Regions from separate parts of the Homo sapiens genome. Here region 2 is linked to region 1. A link is an interaction called in ENCODE POLR2A ChIA-PET data of the cell type or tissue named here. Cell type or tissue: A673. All regions are shown on one strand. Links, peaks and the distances in the headings refer to the core of each region. The heading gives the core; the rest is flanking DNA.

Region 1 (10,253 bases), core at 3,289-5,788:
AGCTATTCGAAGCAGATCTCAAAAAAGGAAGGGTCTCCTGTTTAAAATTTGTGGGAGAAGAGCAAACCTCAATGTTTAGGCCACAATTTAAGCCATTTTTGAATTAATGAATGATCAAGATGAAAAGCAGAGCTATTCAGAAGCAGATCTCAGAGATTCCTCACACGGAAACTCACAAGCAAGCAAGTTACTTTCTCCAGGGAACTTTCCCATCTATTAGCCACTTGAACATCTTAAATGAGAGATTAGTCAAACAAAGAGCCTCAATACCACATGGAGTGACTCACTCCTGGTTCCACGGAGTCTCTGAGGGGCTGACAAGCAATCCACTCCTCTGTTCCAAAGAAGAACTTATTTATGTGTGAGTTCAAGAAGAGAAGATAACTTCACATCAAACTGAGACTCGAATTAGAGAATGGGCAGATACCCAAAGACCTATGTTGATGGAGAGTGTGATGGCAGCTACTCCCTGCAACTGGAGAACCATTATTTCTCTGACCTAGGATTTTCTCATTTCTGACTTACCACTGTGAGAAGTTCCTACTTTACAAAGTCTCCCTGTCCTGTAACTTCTCAATCTGACTTACAGCTCCAAAAGACCACAAGGTTGTAAATCAGACTTCAATGTGTTTCTTCCCTTTGCCTGACTGTGGTTAAGCTGTCTGAGAGGTTGACAACAGAAATATAATGGGAATTCAAAAGATATAATCACATCTAAATTGCAGGGTCAAAGACTTAGCCAGGAGCTAAAGTGATTGTGCACAGCCCTGTTTTAGATCTCAAAGCTGCAGACCTAGGGAGCGCATCACTACTTACAAAGTTTACCCTACAGTACAGCTGGGAGTTCAGATTTTTGAAATGTATTGATGAATTAATTTCAATGAAATACATGGAAATTTATTGAGTATAGAATAATTGCTAAACTTAAAATCTAGGATTCATTCACCCAAAAATATTGACTGATTATAATGTATCAGACTCTGTCTAGTTGCTAGGGAAAGAGAGACAAATCAAAAGGTGAGCCTTGTTTCCAACAAGCTTATGAATTGGAAGAGGACACATAAATAAAATGAACCAATGATCTGATACAACACAACATGTGAGAAGGACGCAGAGCAGCTTAAAGGGAGAGCTTTTAACCCTGGGGGTGTCAGGAGTGGTTAAGAAAGGGCCCTGCAGAAACTGACATCTGAGCTGGTTCTCAGGGAGAAATAGCAGTCACCAGGCAGCCTTTGGGGGAGGGAGAGTGGAGGGAGGGGAAGCCACAAGGCTTTCTTGGAAGCAAAGAAAACAGCAGGTGCAAAAGAGGCATGAAATAGTATCTTGTCCTATAAACTTGCAGTCAGTGTTACTGACGAGTTGGATGGGAAAGCAACAACAGGCAGCAAAGAGATGCCTGGGATAATGGGAGTAGGTGCAGCTGGAGGGCTAGGAGCTGGCCAGGGCCCCCTGTGTCACACCAACTCTCATGCTCAACCTTGATTCAGCAGGCAGTGGGAGGCCAGGAAGAGGCTTTCAGAAGAGCTATGATCAGACTTGCGTTTTGGAGGGATATCTCTGGGTGAAAAACAAAACGAAAGAAACTATGCTGATAGCGCGTAGCTTTTATAGTCTGGTTAGAAATGTCTCTCACCAGTATTTTTTTAGTCCTCTAAGTCATATTTAAGAGCATTAGCCTGTCTTCTGATCCTTTGTGACCTATGCCAATTGCTATATGATGTCTTTTATTCCCCCAAACACAATCAGCAGCACTGACATGGAGTGGAAGGGGGAGGTTTTAGGCTGCCACCAGCTCCAACCCCTTTTTACTTGCTTCTTCAGCTACCCCAAGTAATCATTTCTTCTAAATAAAGCTATTGTGCTTGCTCTTCAGGGGCAGCTTCAAGACAAAGTTCTGAGCCCCCTTTCCAGCCATGAGCAGCTCTAAGTCCCTTCAGCAGAGTATACAAATCCGGGAGCATCCACTGACTATCAGCAAACGACTCTTAGACTTACAGATAATTGTTAGGTTCTTCAAGAAAGCAGAGGTTTCATAACGTTCTTGTGTAAGGCCCTAAAGGAAACTTCTCATCAGAACCCCACTAGTCTACAATGATTGGGAGAGGCCTCTGCAGGTAGAACCTATGAAGAAAGTCTCCATTCTTCAACAATTAGGACCATTACTCCTGAAATTGGCAACAAATGGTTTGGCCATTGGCTATATCCTCAGCTGAATTCCACAAGAGTCATTTCAGGTATGAGCTGCCACATAATCATATTCTATCTGAAAAGCCTAAAGTATAAAACACAGTGTTGATGATTATCTGAAAAACTAGAATGAATTTCCTGTAGTGCTTTCAAAACATAAAACTAATAGCTATTCATAAATGCCTTTCTTTGTTATATACCTTTTATTTGTTTATTTATTTTTGAGACAGAGTCTTACTCTGTCACCCAGGCTGGAGTGTGGTGGCGAGGTCTCTGCTTACTGCAACCACTGCCCCCTGGGTTCAAGTGATTCTCGTGCCTCAGCCTCCCAAGTAGCTAGGATTACAGACGTGAGCCTCCACACTTGGCTAATTTTTGTATTTTTAGTAGAGATGGGGTTTTACCATGTTGGCCAGGCTGGTCTCGAACTCCTGACCTCAAGTGATCCACCCGCCTCAGCCTCCCAAAGTGTGAGGATTACAGGCATGAGCCACCGTGCCCAGCCTGTTATATACCTTTAAAATAATTTTGGTTAGCTATAATATCACTTCTATTTATTTTTTGAGACTGTAAATACCTTATGTCTGTTTACCTTTTCTTTTCTTCTTTCTTATTTATTTTTTCACTTTTATTTTCTGCTTAGCTGTTACCATATGGTAGATTATTAATAAAAAGTTAAAATGACTTTCTTTTTTGAAAAAATTAGTAACAATTAGGCAAAGTAAACAGGTCCCCTCCCTTTTTCTCATTTCACTCATAAGGTTGTAGATTTAGCAAATAAAAATACAGGCCCAGTTAAATTTTAATTTCAGACAAATGACAAATAATATTTTGGTATAAAATATATATCCCATGCAATGTTTAGGACATACTTACATTTTTAAAAATTCTTGTTATTTACCTGAAATTCAAATTTAACTGGAGATTCTATATTTTATTTTGTAACTTATTGAAAAGGACCTTAGCTTTATTATTATTTTCATTTTTTATTCTCAATGACTCTATGTATAAGATGGAAAAGGACCTTTGTTTTATTTCACAATATTTTGGTTAGAGTATCTGGCCGGAAAAAAAAATTTCTACTCAGCTTTATAGAATAAAGTATGGAAATTTTTTATTAAAAATAATGACAGTGGAATATTTGGTGGCCATTGCAAAAGATGTTTTGTGGTAAGTGTATCTTAAAATAGAAAAATGCACATTAAGTAAACAGAGGAGAATGCACATATATAATATGTGCTATTATTGTATATAATAGTATATAGACTATATATGTAGTACTATTACTACTATATATACTATATTATAATTATATACTATATTATGCTATATAGTAATACTATTATTATTCCTAGTATAAAGATGAAAATTTTAAAGCCCCAAGAAGATTTTTGTGCCTGCTAAATATTATATATTTATACATATAAACAGTATGTTACCAAAAAGCAACACAAAGAAAAAAGACTAGAAGAAAATATAAGCTGTAACACTTATTATTTTGTATAGGCATATAATGATTTTCAAAATCTTCTTCTTATGTTTTCTATATTTTCCATAAGGCATCCATTGCTTTTCAAATATAACAATAATACAATTTAAATGAAAAAATTGTCTAATTGGAAAACTCATTTCACATATTTTAATGCCATTGGTCCCTGTCCACACCACACATTATGAAGATAGTTTCCTGGGGTTGTGTCATTCCAAGCTGTTTCTTTTTTTTTTTTTTTTTTTTTTTTTTTTTTTTTTTTGAGATAGAGTCTCATTCTGCTGCCCAGGCTGAAGTGCAGTGACTTGATTTCAGACACTGCAACCTCTGTCTCCTGGGTTCAAGAGATTCTCCTGCCTCAGCCTCCCAAGTAGCTGGGATTACAGGTGACTGCCACCAGGCCTGGCTAATTTTTGTATTTTTAATAGAGACTGGGTTTCATCTTGTTGCCCAGGCTGGTCTCGAACTCCTGACCTCAAGTGATCCACTCGGCCTCCCAAAGTGCTGGGATTACAGGTATGAGCCACTGCACCCAGCCTCATTCTGAGTTTTGACTCCGCCAGATCTTCACTGGGCAGATATAGGCCTCTGTCTTTTACTTTTTTTTTTTTCTTTTTTGATGGGGTCTCACTGTCGCTTAGGCTAGAGTGCAGTGGGCATGATCACAGCTCACTGCAGCTTCAACTTTCTGGACTCGAGTGATCCTCCCACCTCAGCCTCCCAAGTAGATAGGACCACAGGCATGTGCCACTATGCCCAGGTAGCTTTTTTATCTTTAGTAGAGATAAGGTCTCACTATGTTGCCCAGGCTGGTCTCAAACTCCTGGGCCCGAGTGATCCTCCTGCCTCGGCCTCCCAAAGTGCTGGGATTACAGGAACGATCCACTTTGCCCGGTCTGGGCCTCTATCTTTTAAATTGAGGCTCTCTCTTTGTAATCAATCAGCTAATTCAATTCCATGCTCTTAGTGGTCACTACACATTCCAAAGTTCTCTCAAACAAGACCTGCTGCAGGAGATGAAAAAGAAAACCTATCAGCCTAAAAAGAAAAACAACAACAACAACGATGGAGTTCTTGTGGCTTTTTGTAGACATTCCATTAGATAGAGCAATGCTGGCTTTACAGCCAGCAAGGAAAAGTACAAGCAATTTATTCATGCCTCTAGCTCATCTCCTCAGCGTGTTCTGAAGAATCATTCAGCCTTCAGAGACTCATAGACTCATCCACGGTGAGGTCATTATGTTGATGTTGGCGCACAGGGAGCCGATTTTGTCAGCATGTATTGGAGAAAGGGCCTCAGAAGGGCATGGGGCAGGCTCCAAGCTTAACCATGAGCGGAGATGGTTTCAGTGGCTCTTATGTCATCGCTAATAAGAGAGTTATTTTTACAGGAGACTGTCACTAGCAAAACGTAAGCTGCCTTTTACTTTAAAGGAAAGGTGCCAGCTTCTAAGCTCATCCTTTAATTACCTTGTACGTAACAGAAGAGGTTGTTAGTGTAGTGAACACGCCAGAACAGGGGTGTGGAAGCCAAGTGTTCTCTATTCCAGCTATGGAAAGTTCAATGGCAGGTGTGGTCCGAAGCCAACCAGAGGACGCAGGAGATTGGAGAAGAGCTCTCCTTCCGTTCAGGCTCACGGCAAAGCACGTTGCCTTCTTTCTTTTGCAAAATAACCACAGGATACTTCTCAGAGAGATGCTACGGAGATGCTTCAGCCTTGAACACCAGTGAGTCACGGTTTGTACAACTCAAGGGTGCTGCCAGCCCGCCTCTGCTCTCCCTCACGGTTTTTGTTTTCTTGGTATGATAATTAGTTGTTGGCTCCATGAATGTGTCTCCCAAGGAAGAAAAATGTGGGCACCTGTTATTTCTGGAATGAGTGTTCTATGCGTTCTATTGAGGTGAGCTATTCACTCAGAGTCCAAGAGGCGGCTGGCATATGGTCACCTAACACAGAGCTCCACTGCGCTCACACTACGTGTTCACCAGACCAAGAGGAGGGAATGTGATTTTCACCTCCCACCTCCTGTCTTCTGTTGAGTTAAACAGAGTACAGGCTCTCTGGGTGGGTTGGGGGAGACTGGGGGAAGGACTTTTAGAGTTAGCAAAACCTTTAAAAAAAATACCAACGCCTGGGCCTTACTCCAGAGCCATGAGGCCAGCTGGGGCACTGGTGTTCTTTCTAAGTTCCCTAAGTACTTTCAATGAACAGCCAAGGTTGAGAAGCACTGAACTTGTCCATCAAGGTCCTTCCAAATGAAACAGAGCCCGGAGAGGCTGACAAATTGCCCCAGGGCTCCATGGCTTGTTAGCTAGTGTGCGTTTATCTGTGTGTCTGTCTTCTCACAGACTATGAAATCCTTGAGCACCTGAACCATGATGTTGATATTGAAATTCACAGGGCCTCCAGCTATAAATGTTTGATGAGGGCAAAAAGCTAGGAAGGAAAGGAGAACCAACATCTCTCTTTCCCTTGCTCCGCAAAATCTCCCCAAGGACAATTATTGCTAACATAAACTTACTGTGAACTTTTTTAACCCCAAAACTTGTCATTAAATATCAGATTCCCAAAACATATGACCCATTCATTTCTGGAAAAATTGCATGAGTCAGAAAGGCCCCCAAATCCCAAGCCCAAAGACTTTACCCTAATTAATCCAGCTGTTTTAAGCTAAGCGCTTGACCTTGCTCACTACCTCATGCCTCACTAAGCTCTCATTTTGAGGAGTCTCATTTATTCCCTAGTTACACTTGACACTTTCAAATTAATAGGCTGCTCAAAATGGCGTGTCTTCCTTTGGTATTAAGACTCCGAAGTGAAGGAAAGAATTATGGGAAGTGCATGCTGTGACGAAGGAGACAGAGGCCTAGAACCTGAGGTATTGCCGGGGCCTCGGCACAGAGTTCTAGAATGTTATGTGACTTTTCTGGTTCTATCCACCATCAAGTAAGCATCTTTCACCTGCTAGTCAGGTGGAATTCAAGTCAAATCCAGCCAATGTAGTGTGGTGTAGGGGCTCAGAATCAGAGCCATAGAACTGTTTGCAGCAGATAACTCAGTGCCCGGCCCGTGTCCCCTCGCCCTGGCCACTCAGTGCATGCAGACCACCATTCCAAATGCCCAACTCTCCACATCTGCATTCCTTCACCTGAGAGCTGCCTCTGGACCCAGTGTCCCCACCCAGGCAGCAGACTGGAAGTGCCAGACAATGAATATCCCCACCCCACCCCTACCGTGGCCTTCAAACCAGAACTAAACAGGAACTGGGTTTCCTGTGCCCTTTCCTTGCTGGTGTTTCGTAAGCTAATCCCCCAAATAATTGAATCCTTGTGTAATGATCTGCTCTGGGGAAACCCAAGGAAGACACAGTGGTCCGTCAATATACAGACATTTGATTTTTGATATTTTGTTTATTTTTGAGACAGAGTCTCACTCTATTGCCCCAAGCTGGAATGCAGTGGTGCAATTACAGCTCACTGCAGCCTTAACCTCCCAGCCTCAAGTGATCCTCCCACCTCAGCCTCCTGAGCAGCTGGGACTACACCTGTGTGCCACTACACCTGGCTAATGTTTTTATTTTTTGTAGACACAGGACCTCCCTAGGTTGCAAGGGCTGTTCTCAAACTCCTGGCTTCAAGCCATCCTCCTGCCTCAGCCTCTCAAAGTGTTGGGATTACAGACATTACAGGGATGAGCCACAATGCCCAGCCTGATAGTTGATTTTAGAAAAGCCAGTTAATCTCTCTGACAGTGGCTGTCCTAGAGTATAAAATAAGGAAAGAATTTTGAAGTCCCACGTCTTCATAACAGCACGCAAAGGGCTGCATCACGTGGCTGCCAATGACCTCCCTCACTGACCCGCCTTTCTCCCTGGCCTCGCCTCCAAGTGTGCCTCTCCCCTACACTCCTCTCCAGCCACAGGAGTTCCTTTGAATTCTTGGAACATGCCCCATTCCCACTTGCCTTTGGGACTCACTCACGCTGTCCGTCTGCCTGGAACACGCTTCCTCCTTCTGCTTGCTTGGCTCAGTCTTACATATCCTCCAGCTCTCAGCTTAAATATCAGTTCCTGTAGGGAAGCCTTTTCTGTCACCCAGTCTAGGATTGCACTCATTATATGCTCCCAAATATAGTGCTCCCTTCATGGTGCTTGGTATGCCTAGTGCAATTCTCGTTTACTTTCCTGAGTCCATCTCATTCTCCAAGAATTGTCACCACTGGTCTTTATACTCCTGGAAGGCATGAACCCAATTTATTGTCTTGCTCTCTGCTGCATCTCTGATAGCCAGCCCAATGCCTTGCCATAATTGTTGAAACAAAATGCATGTTTATCTATTGAAAAAAAAATTTTTTTTTGAGATGGAGTTTCACTCTTGTTGCCCAGGCCAGAGTGCAATGGTGCCATCTCGGCTCACCACAACCTCCGCTTCCCAGGTTCAAGGGATTCTCCTGCCTCAGCCCCCTGAGTAGCTGGGATTACAGGCATGTGCCACCACACCCAGCTAATTTTGTATTTTTAGTAGAGACGGGATTTCACCATGTTGGTCAGGCTGGTCTTGAACTCCCAACCTCAGGTGATCCTCCTGCCTCGGCCTCCCAAAGTGCTGAGATTACAGGCGTGAGCCACCTCGCCCAGCCTATTGAAAATTTGAGTTGGAGAATAAAAGGATTTTGGAATAAAAATTAAAACAAAGCTTCCCATCATAGGATCCGCCTTATGTAGCTTGTACCTGTGGCAAAATACGGAGTTGTCTTCTATCAGTTCTTCTGCTTGAAGCCCAGGGAAAAGAGTGTATGTAAAAGATGTGCTTCCCTGTGGCTGAGAGCAGCTTTATCTTTTTATCCTAGTCTGGGCTATCATTTTTATTTTTATTTTTATTTTTATTATATTAGAGATGGAGTTTCACTACGTTAATGTTGTCCAGGTTGGCCTCGAACCCCTGGCTCAAGTAATCCTCCTGCCTCAGCCTCCTGAGTAGCTGGGACTACAGGGATGTGCCACCACACCCGGCTTATCATTTCTAACATGAAAATTTAAAAGTTAAACTTTAAATTTAACTGCGTTAAAGTAATCTAACCCAGTAACATAAAAATGTGAAGTTGGGCTGGGCACAGTGGCTTATGCCTGCAATCCCAGCACTTTGGAAGGCTGAGGCGAGCAGATAGCTTGAGCCTGGCAGTTCAAGACCAGCCTGAGCAACATGGCAAAACCCTGTCTCTACCAAAAAAAAAAAAAAAAAAAATACAAAAATTAGCCTGGTGTGGTGATGCACACCTGTGGTCCTAACTACTCCGGAGGCCAAAGTGGGAGTATCACTTGAGCACTGGAGACAGAGGTTGTAGTGAGCCAGATTGCACCACTGCACTCCAGCCTGGGTGACAGAATGAGACCTTGTCTCAAAAATTGAAAAAAGAAATGTGGAGCTGGAATTTGGAGAAGAAAGGTTAGTAGTTGGCCAAGCACAGTGGCTAATGCCTGTAATCCCAGCACTTTAGGAAGCTGAGGCAGGAGGATCACCTGAGGCCAAGAGTTTGAGACAAGCCTGGGCAACACAGCGAGACCCTACAAAAAATTTGAAAAATTAGCCAGGTGTGTTGGTGTGCACCTGTAGTCCTAGTTGCTCAGGAGCCCAGCAGGTCAAGACTGCAGTGGGCCATAATTTCACCACTACACTCCAGCCTGAGTGACAGTGCCCAAGACCCCATCCCTCATAAAAGAAATAAAAATTAAAAATTAAAATTAAATTTAAAGGCTGGGTGCTGTGGCTCACGTCTATAATCCCAGCCCTTTGGGAGGCCGAGGTGGGCGGATCATTTAAGGTCAGGAGTTCAAGACCAGCCTGGCCAACATGGTGAAACCCTGTCTCTACTAAAAATACAAAAAAATGAGCCAGACACGGTGGCACGTGCCTGTAATCCCAGCTACTTGGGAGGCTGAGGCAGGAGAATCGTTTGAACCCAGAAGGTGGAGGTTGCAGTGAGCAGAGATCGCACCGCTGCACTCCAGCCTGGGTAACAGAGTGAGACCCTGTCTCTAAATAAATAAATAAATAAATACATTTTCTTAAAAGGGAAAAAAAATATTTTTAAACTCTTTAATGAACAGTTACTAGCAAACATTGTATGTAAGCAATGTTTGCAAGCAGAAGCTACCATTTGTCAGCTATTAAGGTCAATGCAACCTTCCTAGGTGTTGGCCTTTCTGACATTCACTCCTTTACACTTAAGGGTGTAATGGGCTTTATCTCAATAATCCCTAGATCCTCTGAGGACAGGGCTATGTTCATTTTTAAATTTTTTTATGTTTATTTTTATAATTTTTTAAATTTTGAGATGGGAGTCTTGCTACGTTGCCCAGGCTGGTCTCGAACTCCTGGCCTGAAGTGATCTGTCCTCTTTGGCCTCCCAAAGTGCTGGGATTACAGGCATGAGCCACCATGCCCAGCCAACGGATGAGGCTATGTTCAAAGTCACTCTCTCAGCCTTTTCTGACCACCAATAGACCCAAAGTCCACATTTCTTAGCACGGCATAGATGCCTTCTGGGGCCTAATTTTGCCTACCTTTCTCTCCCAG
Region 2 (10,253 bases), core at 3,802-6,301, 52 kb after region 1:
CAGAGCAGTGGTGGCTCATGCCAATAATCCCAGTGCTTTGGGAGGTAAAGATGGGAGGATTGCTTGAGCCCAGGAGTTCAAGACCAGCCTGGGCAACACAGCAAGACCCTCAGGTCTCCAGGAAATAATAATAAAAAAAATAGCCAGGCTGGTGGCACATGCCTGTATTCCCAGTTACTCGGGAGGCTGAGGTGGGAAGATCGCTTGAGCCCAGAAGGTTGAGGTTGCAGTGAGCCATGATCACACCACTACACTCCAGCCTGGACAACAGAGTAAGACCCTGTCTCAAAAAGAAAAGAGAAGAGAAGGGAAGAGAAGAGAAGAGAAGAGAAGAGAAGAGAAGAGAAGAGAAGAGAAGAGAAGAAAAGAGAAAAGAGAAGAGAAGAAAAGGTGGTCCTTCCTGTGGACCGCTCCTCCTTGGAATACTCAGTTGTGGCTTCTGTGGCCCAGCACTCCAGCCTCTCCTCCTACTTGTGGGTGATTTCTTAGTTTCCTTTCAGGCCTTCCTGCTCTGTCTTACCAATAATGTGGGGATGGCTCAAACTCAGTCCTTGGCTCACCAGCCTCTGAACATCTTTTTGCCCTTTCCCTCTTACTGTAGTTCTCCATCTTTCTCACTTTCCCATCCACTCTCCCTCCTCCTCCACACACAGGTTCATTCATTCCTGTGCTTTAAATGTAATCTGTTATTCAGAAACTTAGTTGCCTGAATGCCAGACCTCTGTTCCCAATTGTTTACTAAACATTCCCATTGAAATGTCTCACACACATCTTGAGCTAGTCCTGTTCAAAACCCAACTCTTGATTTTTCTTCCTATTTTTCTCTATTTCAGTAAATGATACTACTACATAACTCATTTGTGAGAGTGAGAAATCTAGAAATTATTTCTCTTTCTTTTCTCCCAACGTCAGTGCAATTCATCAGCATATTCTACTGTGTTTACTTCCAAAATACATTTCTTGGCCAGGCGCGGTGGCTCACGCCTGTAATCCTACCACTTTGGGAGGCCGAGGCGGGTAGATCACCCGAGGTCAGGAGTTCAAGACCAGCCTAGCCAAGATGGTGAAACCCCCCTCTCTACTAAAAATACAAAAATTAGCCGGGTGTGGTGGCGCATGCCTGTAATCCCAGCTACTCGGGAGGCTGAGGCAGGAGAATTGCTTGAACCCAGGAGGTGGAGGTTGTAGTGAGCCGAGATCATGCCATTGCACTCCAGCCTGGGCAACAGAGCGAGACTCCATCTCCAAAAAAAAAAAAAAAAACCAAACATTTATTTTTAACTCCTTTCTCTTTATCTCCAGGGCCTATCCCTTGGTGCAAGCCACCACCATCTTTCTTTCTTTTTTTTTTTTTTTTTGAGACAGAGTCTTGCGCTGTTGCCCAGGCTGGAGTGCAGTGGCGCGATCTCGGCTCACTGCAACCTCCGCCTCCCGGGTTCATGCCATTCTCCTGCCACAGCCTCCCGAGTAGCTAGGACTACAGGCGCCCGCCACACGCCTGGCTAATTTTTTTGAATTTTTAGTAGAGTTGGGGTTTCACCATGTTAGCCAGGATGGTCTTAATCTTCTGACCTCGTGATCTGCCCGTCTCGGCCTCCCAAAGTGCTGGGATTACAGGCGTGAGCCATTGCGCCCCGCCTGCCACCACCATCTTTCACCTTAACTCATCTCTTAACTCATCTCTCCCCATCTTCTTTCTCCCTGCCTTTCCCTCCTTAACATCCCCATGAAAAAATTACAGCACTTTAGACAAATTAACATCTTTCTCATAGTAATAAGGTTTTCCTGAGGGAAGAAGGCATTGAGAGAGAAAAGTACTTCCCTAGAGTCACATAGAGAAATGGCAAATATGATGTTAGAAGCCAGGTTCCTTTTTTAGTGGCAATAAACTCTCTTATTTTCTCAGTTATCTGCTGTGTGTTTTTTTTCTCTCTCTCTTTTTGACTTACTTTCTTTTTTTGAATTAAAAAAGCATTTTATTTTGTGAAGAATTGAGGTATTTGGACCTTCTTGAGTATAGGTGATGCTAACATGCTTTAGTTTAAATTTCATTATCCGACTCCTCCAAACTCAGGGCAAAAAAAAAAAAAAAGTCACAGGGATTGGAAAAGCTACCAGAGGCTCTAAAAACCTGTCAGAAGGAAATGCCTAAACTAGAATGAACAGGCATATCCAAACATTGAGTATTTCCACATTGGAAATCTTTTTTTTTAAGTGGTTTACTAAGCCAGAGTTTAATAATTATGCTAATGAGCATACTTGTTATGAGTTTTACTGTATGTCAGCCAACCACTCTGCATAGTTTTCAAAGTCCTCCCTGTTCTGCACACATCAGCATACCTTACCTCACTCCCTTCACTTCTTGGCATAACTCCCCACCTCTGATCTCTCAGGAAGCTTGTTTTGCTCACAATTTCACCCTTACTCCACACTTAGCTAAATTCTGCATATGTTTCCAGAGCCAGCTTTTGTTCCATGTGATCTATGACACTTACTCAGCTATTATTTTTTTTGTTTTGTTTGTTTTGTTTGAGATAAGGTCTAGCTCTGCTGCCGAGACTAGAAGGCAGTGGCACAATCACAGCTCACTGCATCCTCGACCTCACTGGCTCAAGCGATCCTTGCACCTCAGCCTCCAGAGTAGCTGGAACTATAGGCATGAGCTGCCATGCCTGGCTTTTTTTTTTTTTTTTGTAATTTTTTTGTAAGGATGAGGTTTCCCTGGGTTATCCTGGCTGCCAGCTACTGTGAATTGCACAGATTGCTTTCTTTAAATGCAATTAAATTAAGAGCTGAGAGCTGGGTGCTGTGGCTCACACCTGTAATCCCAGCACTTTGGCAGGTCGAGGCAGGTGGATCACGAGGTCAGGAGATTGAGACCATTCTGGCCAGCATGGTGAAACCCCTGCTCTACTAAAAATACAAAAATTAGCTGGGCATGGTAGTGCATGCCTGTAATCCCAGCTACTCAGGAGGCTGAGGCAGGAGAATCACATGAACCAAGGAGGTAGAGGTTGCAGTGAGCCGAGATTGAGCCACTGCACTCCAGCCTGGGCGACGGAGAGAGACTCCATCTCAAATAAATAAATAAATAAATAAATAAATAAATAAGAGCTGAATGCTATCAAGAAGCAGCTTCTTCACTCCTTCTGGAATCTCTGCCTGGTTCAGCCCGCCTGCCTCCACTCCTGCCTCCACCATGTCCATCAGGGTGACCCAGAAGTCCTACAAGTTGTCCATCTCTGGCCCCCGGGCCTTCAGCAGCCGCTCCTACACGAGTGGGCCCAGTACCTGCATCAGCTCCTCAAGCTCCTCCTGAGTGGGCAGCAGCAGCTTCCAGGGTAGCCTGGGTGGAGGCTATGGTGGGGCCAGCGGCATGGGAGGCATCACTGCCGTCACAGTCAACCAGAGCCTGCTGAGCCCACTTAATCTGGAGGTGGATCCCAACATCCAGGCCTGCGCACCCAAAAGAAGGGGAAGATCAAGACCCTCAGCAACAAGTTTGCCTCCTTCATAGGCAAGGTACGGTTCCTGGAGCAGCAGAACAAGATGCTAGAGACCAAGTGGAGCCTCCTGCAGCAGCAGAAGACAGCTTGGAGCAACATGGACAACATGTTCGAGAGCTACTTCAACAACCTTAGGCGGCAGCTGGAGACTCGGGGCCAGGAGAAGCTGAAGCTGGAGGCAGAGCTTGGCAACATGCAGGGGCTGGTGAGGATGAGATCAATAAGCTTACAGAGATGGAGAATGAATCTGTCCTCATCAAGAAGGATGTGGATGAAGCTTACATGAACAAGGTAGAGCTGGAGTCTCACCTGGAAGGGCTGACTGACGAGATCAACTTCCTGAGGCAGCTGTATGAAGAGATCGGGAGCTGCAGTCCCAGATCTCGGATACGTCTGTGATGCTGTCCATGGACAACAGCCGCTCCCCGGACATGGACGGCATCATCACTGAGGTCAAGGCGCAGTACGAGGAGATCACCAACCGCAGCCGGAGTGAGGCTGAGAGCATGTACCAGATCAAATATGAGGAGCTGCAGATGCTGGCTGGGAAGCACGGGGATGACCTGCAGCATACAAAGACTGAGATCTAGGCCGGGCGCAGTGGCTCACGCCTGTAATCCCAGCACTTTGGGAGGCCGAGGCAGGCTGATCACGAGGTCAGAAGTTCAAGACCAGCCTGACCAACAGGGTGAAACCCTGTCTCTACTAAAAATACAAAAATTAGCCTGGGGTGGTGGTGCACGCCTGTAATTGCAGCTACTCAGGAGACTGAGGCAGGAGAATCCCTTGAACCTGGGAGGCGGAGCTTGCAGTGAGCCGAGATCGTGCCACTGCACTCCAGCCTGGGCGACAGAGTGAGACTCTGTCTCAAAAACAAGACAGAGATCTCCAAGATGAACCGGAACATCAGCTGGCTCCAGGCTGAGACTGAGGGTCTCAAAGGCCAGAGGGCTTCCCTGGAGACTGCCATCGCAGATGCCGAGCAGCATGGGGAGCTGGCTGTTAAGGATGCCAACGCCAAGCTGTCTGAGCTGGAGGCCGCCCTGCAGCGGGCCTAGCAGGACATGGCGCGATAGCTGCGTGTGTACCAGGAGCTGATGAACGTCAAGCTGGCCCTGGACATTGAGATCGCAACCTACAGGAAGCTGCTGGAGGGCTAGAAATGCCGGCTGGAGTCTGGGATACAGAATGTGAGTATCCATACGAAGACCACCAGCGGCTATGCAGGTGGTCTGTGCTCAGCCTATGGGGGCCTCACAAGTCCCAGCCTCAGCTACGGCCTGAACTCTAGCTCCTTCAGCCACATCAGCTCCACCAGGGCTGTGGTTGTGAAGAAGATCGAGACCCGCAATGGGAAGCTGGTGTCCAAGTCCTCTGATGTCCTGCCCGAGTGAACAGCCATGGCAGCCCCTCCCAGCCTGCCCCTCTTGCGGCTGCCCCAGAGCCCAGGAGGGAGGCCCCTGTGCAGGGTAGGACAGGGAACAGGAGACCCACCTGAGGCTCAGTCCTAGCCCTCAGCCCACGTGCGGGGAAGTTTACTGCTTGGGGACCCCCCCTTGCCCATGCCTCCAGCTACAAAACAATTCAACTGTTTTTTTTTTTTTTTTTTTTTTGGTCCAAAATAAAACCTCAGCTAGCTCTGCCAAAAAAAAAAGAGCTGAATGCTTTTTCAACTCTTAGTAAATACTAATTTCTACAATAATTATCCTTTACTGATTGATTATAATGAACAAGTAGCATTTCCAAAACACTTAATTGACAAAATGGGCCAGGCATGGTGTGGTTCACGCCTGTAATCTCAGCACTTTAGGAGGCTGAGGCAAGAGGGTTGCTTGAGTCCGGGAGTTCAAGACCAGCTTGGGCAACAAAGTGAGATCCTGGTGTTGGCAGTGTAGTGGTGAGCATAGCTGCCTTCCAAAGTGAGATCCTGTCTCTACAAAAAATGAAAAAGTTAGCTGAGCACAGCAGCATATGCCTGTAGTCCTAACTACTTGGAAGGCTGAAGTGAGAGGATTGCTTGAACCAGAAGTTGGATGCTGCAGTGAGCTAAAATTGCCCCACTGCACTCCAGCCCGGCCAACACAGCAATATCTCGCCTATAAAAACAATAATATGATAAACAAAATGAAAAATTTACAAAATGTCCAATGATCATCTCTCCCTTGTGACTCACAACTCAGGAATGCTGGTGTCCTTAGCCTTGCTTTGCCAGTGAGGATACTGGTCATGAGGAAGCATAAGTAACTTCCCCATGGTCACACAGATAAGAAGACTCACGTCGACTGATGACATTTGAGATTCTCTTCCCATTACATCACATGACTTCTCTGGCAACTACTGTGGTTTTTCGCTGAGCATTCTATGCTGACCATCTGTTACAGCAGGAACTTGAGAAAATTGAAGTGAACTTCTTTGTTCTCATGCTTACATTCAGATTCTTCATCCTAGGAGTAAAAGAGAATCCACTTTTAATTCTACCTTCTAAATTGCCATGGGTTCCCACTCCCATGTCCTTACTGACTGTCTGCATTGCCATTTCCCAAGCTCAGGCCACCTTGAACCTTACCTGGAGAACTGCTACCATCTTTTTAATGGCCTCTTGCTACTGTCCTGCTCCTGGCCTCCTGCAACTATTCCCCATAGAATCCTCCAGGTTGCCATCTATAGGGCTTTTTTTTTTTTTTTCTGAGATGGAGTCTCACTCTGTTGTCTAGGCTAGAGTGCAGTGGCACGATCTCAGCTCACTGCAACCTCCGGGTCCCAGGTTCAAGCGATCCTCCTGCCTCAGTCCCCCAGTAGCTGGGATTACAGGCACGCACCACCATGCCCAGCTAATTTTTGTATTTTTAGTAGAGACAAGGTTTCGCCATGATGGCCAGGCTTGTCTCGAACTCCTGACCTCAGGTTATCCACCTGCCTTGGCGTCCCAAAGTGCTGGGATTACAGGTTTGAGCCACCACACCTGGTCCTAGAAGGGCTTTCTAAAATACAAGTGGGACCTTGATATCCCTGTGCTTAAAATATGTCAGTGGTTTATTGTGACTCTCAAAACAGAGCCCTAATTCCTTACCCTTATATTTATATAGCTGAGATGGGGCCCTGGCTCAGCTCTCTGCCCCCTCGTCTCTTCTTCTTTCTCCTGCTTCTCCTTCCTCATCCATTGGACTCCATTCTCCAACCATGCAGAATAGCTTACTCTTCCCCAACTGCACTATCCAGCTACCCAGCCAAGGGCTCTTAACCCAGCATCCAGACATCCCTTGGGGGGCAGGAGAATGTCAATGGAGGAAATTCAGAACTTGGATGAAAAAAAAAATTACATATTCATTTTCACTCATCTCTAGCTGAAATCTAGTCTCTCCAATTATAAATGTAGCCAAAAACCACAATCGTTTTACCAGGACCTGCAATTTTGTCACTAATAAAAATCATAGATATTTTCATGTCATATGACAGTTGTTCAAGGCACCATATCGTTTATGCTCATCATTACTGAGAAATTTACAGTAATTATTAGCTTTCCTCTAGACTTTGTTATCTAACACATTAATAAAGATTCACTGGCTGGGCGTGGTAGCTCACGCCTGTATTCCCAGCACTTTGGGAGGCCAAGGGGGGAGGATCAGGAGTTCGAGACCAGCCTGGTCAACATGGTGAAACCCCGTCTCTACTAAAAATACAAAAATTAGCTGGTTGGGGGGGTGGTGCACATCTGTAATCCCAGCTACTCAGGAGGCTGAGCCAGGAGAATCACTTGAACCCTGGAGGCGAGGGTTGCAGTGAGCCGAGATAATGCCATTGCACTCCAGCCTGGGTAACAAAGTGAGCCTCCATTTCAAAAATGAAATAAAATAAACACAAATTTATAAGTAAAATACTTGGTCACAAAAGGACAAATGCTGTATAATTCAATTTACATGAGGTACTTAGAGTAGTCCCATTTATAGACAGAAAGTAGAATGGTCCTTGCCAGGGACTAGGGAAGAAGGGGGATGAGGAATTACTATTTCATGGGTATGGAGCTTCAGTTTGGGAAGATGAAAACAGTTTTGGAGACTGGATAGCGGTGATGGTTGCTCAACAACGTCATTGTACTAATGTGACCAAACTGCACACTTAAAAATGGCTAAAGTGGTAAATTTTATGTGATGTATATTTCATCACAATGAAAAAAAATACAGCACAGTATATTAGATGGGAAACGTGCTGAAGAAAAATAAAGACAGGAAGGTGAGTAGGAAGGACCAAGGGATCAGAGGCCAAGATAGGCTTCACTGCCAAAGGGTTCTTTGCTGTTGTTTTTGCTCAGGACCTGAGCTATCTGCACAGCCACATGTTCAGAAAAACTTGCAACATGACCTGAATCTTCATCTGATTGTCAGTGGGCGCAAAAGTGAACCTTTTCTCATGTGTGTTGCTAAAATCCTAAAAACCGAATGCCTTTCATTCACCTAGCACCTTCTGGATGTACACAGGTGAAATCCTCAAGAGGAATAATGGGATGTCAAATTGTTACTGGGATGTGGCCATTTATCTTTCCATTTGTCTGCATTTTAGTTTGACATGAGCACTTTTCTGCCATGCGTCATCAAGGAATTATGAGGCCATTTGAGGAGGTGAAATGACTAGTTTTTGTAAATCAGATAATTATATCTGATTTATGTCTTCAGTGTCTCCATAAATCATCTTAATATTCAGGCTTCCTTGAGTTTGGCCTTATACTATTAACTTTTTCCTAACTCACGAAAGATAACCAATGTGGATTCCAAGTCTGCTTCCTTTTAGTAAGTGGTCTGATTTCTGTTCTTTTTGACATTTAAGTAGAAGATAGAAGTTCTTATTAAAGTAAATATTATCAAATCTTGAGGTTTAAAGGTTTGATATCAAAGTTTTATCTACACAATGTCAAAACCTGTTTGTAAAGTGAAACTTCTATCTAATCAAGGCTGTATGAATGTCAATCATACAGCCTAGGTGTTTTTGCTTGTTTTTCTTTTTAATAGTAGTTTGGCAAATAAATAAACACTGATCTAACTCTCTCATTTGCCTCTAACCTTAAGTTTTTACCATTTGGGGACATTGACCAGCAAAGCCTCTTGAAATATTAAGGCTAATACTCCTTTGCAATGTTATCTTGGTAAGTTGTAACTATTTAAGACATTTTTTGAAATATACAAATTGTTTTCAATGTAATAGTGAGATTTGTACAGCTTATTAGAAACTGGCAAATTATGAGCCATTTTACATTATCTAGATCCTAAAGTACAGATTGCAGGAGCTTAATTCTTCAGAACTTAAAAATATTCTCTCCCTCTTCGTGTCTTTTATGGCACACAGATGAAAACAGGGAGTTTATCTGAAAGCACAGTCTGGAAACAAGAGAGTTATCCAATTATGAAGATGATATACGATTTAGGGAATCACCTTCCGTGCCCATGGTGCTGTCATTTAATTTCCCTCTTTTGTCTTTTTTTATTCTGTCAAGTGAGAACTCTGACATTTTGATCATTGGGAAGATGTATCAGTAGTACTTCCAACCTTCTTTAAAAGACGGAAATATTTAAGTGACTGTTCAAGTCAGAATTCTTGATAGAGTAAGTGACTAGCTTAAGTGTTTTAAGGTCAGTCATGTCTACTGCCAAAAGCTTTTTACAGCCATTTCTTTCCTATTCAAATGCATTTTGGATCCTTTTCATCTTTTTCTCTCACTTTTCTGTATCTACTTAATCTAATGTTTGTAAAATAATTCCTTCTCCTAGAACATATAACCTATTCCTGGGCTTCATTTTCTTTTTTTTTGAGACAGTCTCACTTTGTCACCCAGGCTGGAGTGCAGTGGCGCAATCTCGGCTCACTGCAGCCTCTGCCTCCTGGGTTCAAGCTATTCTCCTGCGTCAGCCTCCCGAGTAGCTGGGATTACAGGCGCCAGCCACCACCCCCAGCTAGTTTTTGTATTTTTAGCAGAGACGGGGTTTCACCATGTTGGCCAGGCTGGTCTTGAACTCCTGACTTCAGGTGATCCACCCGCCTCGGCCTCCCAGAGTTTTGGGATTACAGGCATGAGCCACCGCGCCCGGCCCCCTGGGCTTCATTTCAAAACAAATTCCATTTGTGCAGAGTAATGAAGTCTTTGAGGTTTCACTAAAGGAACTTCTCTGGGTGTCACTTTCCTCATCTGTAAAACGAGTCTCACTTTCTTTGTCTATAAAATGGCAAAAGTTTGCTTCACCTCTAAGAGTGTACAATTTCTACAAAATGATTTGTTGTCTTGCCATAATATGTGTCAAAAAACAAAATTTCAAAAAATCTAGTGTTTTTTTTTTTTTTGAGAGAGAGTCTTGCTCTGTCACCCAGGTTGGAGTGCAACGGTGTGATCTCAGTTCACTGTAACCTCCGCCTCCTGGGTTCAAGGCTTGTCCCTCAGCCTCCTGAATAGCTGGGATTAAAAGCACGTGCCACCATGCCTGGCTATTTTTTGTATGTGTATTTTTAGTAGAGACGGAGTTTCACCATGTTGGTCAGGCTGGTCTCGAACTCCTGACCTCAAGTGATCTGCCTGTCTTGGCCTCCCAAAGTTGTTGGATTACAGGCGTGACCCATCGTGCCTGGCCACAAATGTAGTTTAAAGATTTCAGTTGGCTTTATTGCAATTTTAGAATCAGGCAACAGTTCATCCCATAAAATAGAATAAGTGTTCCAATCAGCTAAGCAAAGGGGATTAGCTTTATATAGACAGAGGAGGCCTGA

Evidence for each region. Peaks named below come from ENCODE experiments on the same cell type or tissue, not always from the same donor. Only the 100,000 strongest peaks of a DNase experiment are listed, where the experiment ranks them.
Region 2: POLR2A ChIA-PET joins it to region 1 with 13 read pairs; 8 of 35 experiments call an interaction of 5 or more read pairs at or near these places.

What each region holds. Positions count from the first base shown.
Region 1 is chr6:134,343,347-134,353,599 of GRCh38, reverse strand. LOC105378009 (a long non-coding RNA gene) reads left to right here and starts at 5,169. Exons shown (of 2, transcript XR_943002.3): 1 at 5,169-5,404. In A673, for the core only: no CTCF peak of the experiment used is centred there; no DNase peak of the experiment used is centred there.
Region 2 is chr6:134,291,643-134,301,895 of GRCh38, reverse strand. The region is part of intron 1 of SGK1 (serum/glucocorticoid regulated kinase 1); the gene reads left to right. It also overlaps the pseudogene KRT8P42. Among named protein-coding and RNA genes, the nearest start is that of SGK1, 21 kb to the left of the region's middle. RefSeq lists enhancers at 4,750-5,251, 5,729-5,828, 5,889-5,988. In A673, for the core only: no CTCF peak of the experiment used is centred there; no DNase peak of the experiment used is centred there.